Regions from separate parts of the Homo sapiens genome. Here region 2 is linked to region 1. Evidence: chromatin contacts called from ENCODE Hi-C data. All regions are on one chromosome and are shown on one strand. Each heading gives the region's core, a stretch centred on a gene start or an enhancer-like site at or near the end of the contact. The rest is flanking DNA. Distances are from core to core; before and after follow the strand shown.

What was found. Hi-C counts contacts between places; a loop is a spot of excess contacts on that map. Pooled maps may share reads with other maps.
Region 2: a loop to region 1 is called in a pooled map, with 5 times the contacts of the local background. The contact joins the enhancer-like site here to the promoter of ZNF181 in region 1. A Hi-C loop is called at or near these places in 5 of 50 pooled maps.

Annotation. Positions count from the first base shown.
Region 1 is chr19:34,732,918-34,736,242 of GRCh38, forward strand. It overlaps ZNF181 (zinc finger protein 181), which reads left to right and starts at 1,326. Exons shown (of 4, transcript NM_001029997.4): 1 at 1,326-2,129. The coding sequence starts at 2,121. RefSeq lists enhancers at 174-233, 451-968, 689-1,078 and silencers at 1,359-1,408, 1,509-1,568.
Region 2 is chr19:34,500,373-34,503,491 of GRCh38, forward strand. It overlaps WTIP (WT1 interacting protein), which reads left to right. Exons shown (of 8, transcript NM_001080436.2): 8 at 1-3,119. Among named protein-coding and RNA genes, the nearest start is that of WTIP, 20 kb to the left of the region's middle. RefSeq lists a silencer at 1,438-1,497 and an enhancer at 3,047-3,119. Within about 2 kb of position 1,304, at least 3 of the 41 ENCODE cell types and tissues checked have a DNase peak (open chromatin) inside an H3K27ac peak, as active enhancers do.

The sequences.
Region 1 (3,325 bases), core at 76-2,575:
GGAAGGCTCCTGGCCCTCTTCGCCCTAGGAGGACCCCCCCCCCGCCCCAAGCCGGCTCCACCTGTAGCTGTGGGCGTGGGAGGGAGACAGAGCGCTCTGGCGGCCAGAGAAGGAAGGAAGATGGAGGGAGGGCGGACTTCTGCTCCCTGACGCTGCTGCTAGGCCCCCTGCGGCCCTCCTGGAGCCCACACCTTTCAGCTGCAGTCTCCCAGCCTTCGTCCCCAGGACGAAGCCCACTAAGCCAGTGCTTTTCCACTGCAGCTGGCTGTTCCGCTTGGGGAGGGTTCCCAGATTGTGCAAAGTGAGGAAGGGTCCCCTGTCCCTGCCCCGCAGGGCCCCCACTCCAGGCCTCCCCCATCTCTCCCTGTCTCTCTCAGAGGTAGAGGCAGCATTAAATTAAAATTTAATTAAAATATTAAAAATAAAGTAAAAAATTCAAATATACAACAGTAGACTGTCTGGCTTGCATACAAAGAAGGCCATTGCCCCTTTGGGTGAGCCGGGCAAGGTCAGGGTCTAAGAAGCGCCTCTGGTGAGAAGCGGTTGTCAGGCTCTGATGGCTGCGGGAGGAGTGACTCCTCCCAGGATGAGGGTCTGTGTCCTCTCAGTGCTCACTCAAGTTCCGTATTTCCAAGTCCTTCCAGGGGGCGTAACGCACGTGAGAACTGCCATTTCTGTCACAGATACGTGGCCGCATGCATTTCCAGGAAATGTCCTTGGTTCGCGAACTACAGCTGGCACAATCCAGCCCAGGGCGTTCTGTGAGCTGTAGTCTCCAGCAAGTGAATTCCAAAAAAACCTCAAAGACCTCAAAGACCATACAGGGTGGACAGCGTAGTAGCAGGGTTTGGGAAGAGAGGAGCTCTTTTGCTAGCAAAGGCGAGAGCTCGCCTGGTACAAGGTCTGCCCACGTCCCGGGAGATAAACATTAGTGTGAGCGCACGCTAGACCCAGAAGAGTTTGCCACGGCCGCACGGTTTTCTGGGAAGTGTAGTTTCTTGGTCCCGGCGCCATTGTCCTTAAAAGTAGAGGGTGGCCCTTGGTTCCGAGGTGTATCTTTCACCTCATCAGTATGACTATATGCCCCAGGACACTTCCCGCATGGTCCTAACTGCCGGGCTCTGGGACGACAGCCCCAGGCGGTTTAGTTTTTTAGGAAACCGAGATCTGTTTGCCCGCGGCGCCCCAGGTCCGCGCGGCCGCAGAGACTCCTGGGAAGTGTGGTCTTCCGGTACCTGCGGTTCGTTGCGCCTGGAATTTTGTCCCCTGCGCGGATGATTCTGGGAAATGTCGATCGGCTGTGGGCGGCGCACTGGGTCCGCCCCGCTGTAGCCTCAGGCCTGACGGCGACTCCCAGGCTCCGGGACGATTCTGGGCAGTGTCGTCCCCAGAGGTCGGCGGCCGTTGCCCGCTCACCAGCGACGCGGGGCGCCTGCGGGGACGGTGAGGCCCTGCTGAGGACTCCGGCCAGTATGAGTCCCGGGGGCGGCGGCGGGGCTCAGGCCCTGGGTCTGCCCCGCGGTGTGACCCCGGCCGGTGCCTTGGTTTTCCTGGCCTTCATGTCCTCCTATGTAAACGCGGGGTGATGACGGCGCCGACCTCTTGGCGCTGTTGTGAGAGTGAAGTGGGCGCGTGGTTAGACGCCAGCCACAGTTGTCTTTGGGTTATGTCGTCATGAAGCCGGCGCTCTACAGTTGTGTAACCTTGAACAAATGGGTTCAGTATCTTGGAATTTCAGTTTTGTCATCGTTTAAAAAATAGATCTGGAAAAATGTGAACGCACACCGTGCATAGTGGTGAAGACTGAACGAGCTGATAAAGTTTTTACCATTGTTTTATGAGGATTTTATTTACAGAGTAATTGATTTTCCTCGCAGGTGGCACCTGGTAAATGGTTAGCCCTTGCGGAGAAACACCCTGTTAGTTCCCAGGGAGAGATTGGCGCCCTGGAGAGTGATTACCAGTGTGCCTTTCCATTATGGTGTGTCACAGGTGCCGCAAGATAAGCCTGATTTTTCATGACTGCTTTTTCCTGCCCTTCTGTGCCCTCAGGACACTGCCCATCTCTAAGATAAGAGCCTGGAAAGAGGACTCTGTTGGCTGTTGGAAATTGCAGAGTAATGCCTCAGGTAGGTCGGTGTGTCCGCAAATCTTCCTGAAACACTTTATCAGGACTGTGTGTTTGCTTTGCTTCTCCTGCCTGTTCCCACCTAACCAAGTCCATTTAAGGGACTGGATCCATGGTTCCTTTCAGTATAGGAAGGACGGAGCCCACAGGAGAGCTCCAAGGTATTATCCTCCTCACCCAGTGTTCCTCTTTTCTACAGTTTTCTGCTAGAAGACTTTCTAGTCTTGCCAACATTTTAAAACTGTAATTCACAATGCAACTTTGGAATGTAAGGTTATTCGGTTTATGGTTGTCAAAACTGTACCATGTGGTCTCAAGTGAAGAGATGCTTGCAGTCATCCTTGATTCTTCCCTTTGACTTATACCTATATTCAGATCCTCTAGTTGGAGCTAAGCTATACACTGTATACAGAATCTGACCATTAGTTACCCCAGCACTACCACCACCACTACCACCCCGGTAGTGATAGCAATAAAGCCACCTGGATTATTGCGGTAGCCTCCTAGCTGGATTCCCTGCATCTGCCCTTAACCCTCATCAGTCTGTTCTCAGTACAGCTGTGACCGTGGTCCTATTGTTACATAAATTCCTGTCATTCCTCAACCTATAATTTTTCAGTGGCTCTAACTGAGTCACTTCTGCAATGACCTATTTGTACAATTAGGCCATTACCTTTCTGATCCCACCTTCCTTCTCTGCCTCCTCATTCCTGTGAGCTCTAGCCACTGTCACTAGTTGCTGTGCCATCGACGTGGAATATTCTTCCCCCACATACGCACAAACTTGCATCCTTATCTTCTTCGTGTGTTTGTTCCGTGGTTACTTTCTCAGAAAAGCTTCCCTGAATGGCTATTTGCAATCGCAGTCACCTTCCCTCGCCTAGCACTTCCACTCCTCCATCACTGCTTTGTTGTTTTCCACAGTGTGTGTCACTCACTAGCTGATGTACTGTATGTTCAGTATATGCACATGCTCATTGTCTGTTCCTGGTGGGAGGAATCTTTTTTCTTTTTTGTTGTCTGTTATAGCTTCAGTACCCAGAGGGTTACCTGGCACCAAATAGATGCTTAGTAAGTAATTGTGGAGTGAATAAGATGAGTAATGACGAACTGGTGGGGCAGAATCATGGCATGGAAGGTGAAGCTTGCATAGGAGGGGATGTGAGTAGCAGATGTACATGTTGGGTGAAGTCTGTT
Region 2 (3,119 bases), core at 54-2,553, 230 kb before region 1:
CCCACCGAGCTGCTGTCTGCAGGGGCCGGACCCCCGCGTGGAAGCTTCTATTTATTCACCGTCTGTGCCTGCTCAAGTCACTTCCCTGCGGGCCCTGCCTCCCACCCACCCCATCACCAGCTTTCCACTTGGAGGCCCCCTGTGCCCTGCAGCCTCAGGGTAGGCCGTGGGTCACCAGGCTGGAGAGGGCCCCTGCCTTGGCCAGGGGTGCGAGGTGACCCGGCTGCATTGCTGGGTGGGAGCTGCTGTCTGTTGTTCAGGGGCCTGGCCCCCGCCCTCCCCCCCGACCCCGACCTCGCAAAGCGCACTCCCGGGCAGGGTGTGGTCTGGAAGGCGGGGCTGGCGGGGACATGGGTGTTCCTGCATCTCCTAGCGCAGTTCCTGCTGGTGGGTGGAAGGGTGCCTGGTTTAGGCGGGGTCCCAGGAGGGGGTGAGGGGTGACACCCTTGGGGAGGGGGCCTGCAAAGGGCACTGCCTGTGGCCACGTGGTGTCTGTGGGAATTGGTCCTGGGGACTTTGATGGGTGTTTGCGGCCCCAGTTGCCGCCCTGCTCCCTCTTCCAGGGCTCCTGGCTTGGGCCCCCCGACCCCCCTGCTCAGCTCGGGAAAATCCCCGTGCGGCTCCAGCCCCGGGTCACGCTCAGGAGCGATGAGAGGGGCGCCCTGGCCACGCTTCAGGAAAGCCTGTGTCTGCGCGCGGGGCAAGGGGCTCCACGACAAAAGGACAAGATTTGACTTAAATTAAGTTTTTCCCTTGAGGATATTTTCATTTTCTTTAAAAGAATATAATTTTCTTCTAAGATCTTGGACCAGCCTTGTTATTTTTAAAGCAAATGCCGGCAAACTCACAAGTGTCTAGTTTGTCTGTTACGGAGCTGGTTTTCAGGTGGTAAGAACCTTGTGGTTTCAGGACTTTTGTCCTGAAATTCCTCTAAAACTTCGCCACGCGTGTCCACCTTTCAGACTTTAGGGTAGTGTGGGGTTCCGTGTGTGTCCGGGTGTTAAGGGCGGTCGCCCCATGAAATGCAGTGTGGAGGTCCCTCCGTGCTCCCCGGGACACACTGACGGGAATGTGGGGTCTGGACATGGGAGGCCCTGGTCCTGATGCGGAATCCCCAGGGGTTCAGGGGACATCTGGACTGAAGTCACTCGCCCCTGGGAGAGCCTGGACCCACCTCTTGGCTGCTGCTCTCCCCTTCCTCCCCCACCGTCAGGTGTGAGTTCTGTGAATCACTCGCGGGGCTGGGCTAGGCTCCGGGAACCAGCAGGGCTGTCCAGGCCGAGCCCAAGGGAACAAACACCAGGAGGCGCCCGCAGGGAAGTGGCGGCTTCGGAGTCCAGCAGGGCCGAGGCATGGCGCGGGCGCCACCTGGTGGGCTGAGCCGGCAAGTACAGGGGTGGTCAGGGAGCCTTAGCCAGGGACTTACACAGCGTGGAGAGCGCTGCATCTTAGAGTGGGGCCTTCAGCAGGACCAGGGGCCACTTCTTGGAGGAGGTGATCCCACTGGGGCCAGAGAGTAAAGTCCAGGCGTGGAGGCTCCGGTGCTGGCTCTCTCCTGCTAGCTGAGCTGCTTTTTCTTTTCTTTTCTTTTTTTTTTTTTGAGACGGAGTGTCATTGTGTCACCCAGGCTGGAGTGCAGTGGCACAATCTTGGCTCACTGCAGCCTCCGCCTCCCGGGTTCAAGCAATTCTCCTGCTTTAGTCTCCCGAGTAGCTGGGACTACAGGCGCACGCCACCACGCCCGGCTAATTTTGTATTTTTAGTAGAGATGGGGTTTCACCATGTTGGTCAGGCTGGTCTCCAACTGCTGACCTCAGGGGCGATCCACCCACCTCAGCCTCCCAAAGTGCTGGGATTACAGGTGTGTACCACTGTGCCCGGCTTTTTTTTTTTTTTTTTTTGAGACAGGGTCTCGTTCTGTCGCCCAGGCTGGAGTGCGTTGGCACAATCTGGGCCTACTGCAACCTCTGCCTCCAGGGTTCAAGTAATTCTCATGCCTCAGCCTCCCCAGTAGCTGAGACTACAGGTGTGCCCCATGACGCCCAGCTATTTTTTTTTTTTTTTTTTTTAAAGACAGAGTCTAGCTCTGTCGCCCAGGCTGGAGTGCAGTGGCGTGATCTGGGCTGACTGCAACCTCTGCCTCCCACGTTCAAGCATTCTGCCTCAGCCTTCCAAGTGCTGGGATTACAAGTGTGCGCCACCAGGCCTGGCTAATTTTTGTATTTTTAGTAGAGTCGGGGTTTCACCATGTTGGCCAGACTGGTCTGGAACTCCTGGCCTCAAGCGATCCATCCGCCTTGACCTTCCAAAGTTCTGGGATTACAGGCGTGAGCCACTGTGCCTGGCCTTACTTTTTGTATTTTTAGTTGAGAGGGGGTTTCAGCATGTTGGCCAGGTTGGTGTCAAACTCCTGACCTCAAGCGAGCCCACCTTGGCCTCCCAGAGTGTTGGGATTACAGGCTTGAGCCACCGTGCCTGGCCTGGGCTCCTTTGCCTTCTAACTGGTCAGTTGCAAAGCTGTCCTCTGAACTGTCCTCTCTGCTTCCTCCCTCAAACCTGCTTTGAGCCGGGTTTCTCCTTGTTGCCAACCCGGTCCTTCTCCTCCCCTTCCTTTGCATGTGCCATGGTGGGCCCTGTGCTTATATCCATGGGGTTGCTTCACTGAACCCTGCTCCATCCCGGTCACCATGCACGCTCCTGCCAGCTGGCCTGAGTCATCACAGCTTGGAGTCCCCCCAACCCCACCCAAGTAACACACTTTGTCAAAGGTCGCAGTCAAGGGACTGCATAGGCCCTTGGGGCAGTGGCCTCACCAGGCCACACTCTGCCCTTTCTTTCTGGGCCCCTGGGCCCCGCATTGCCTTCTGTCAGGGCTGGTGGCCACTGCTCCACCTCCTCCCCCGGAGCTGTGCATGGCAGTTCCCTCCGTGGGAGCCACTCTCCCGGGGTTTCTTCCTCTATGAAGAAACCTTGGCCTCTATGAAGTCAGGCCCCAGTTGTGACACCTCACTTGACACCCAGAAGTCTTGGCCTCTGCTCTCCAAGCTCATTTGCCAACAGCAGTATCTCCATTTCATGCCCAGGGGTGACACTGACCCCATGATTATAGAGATGGAGGA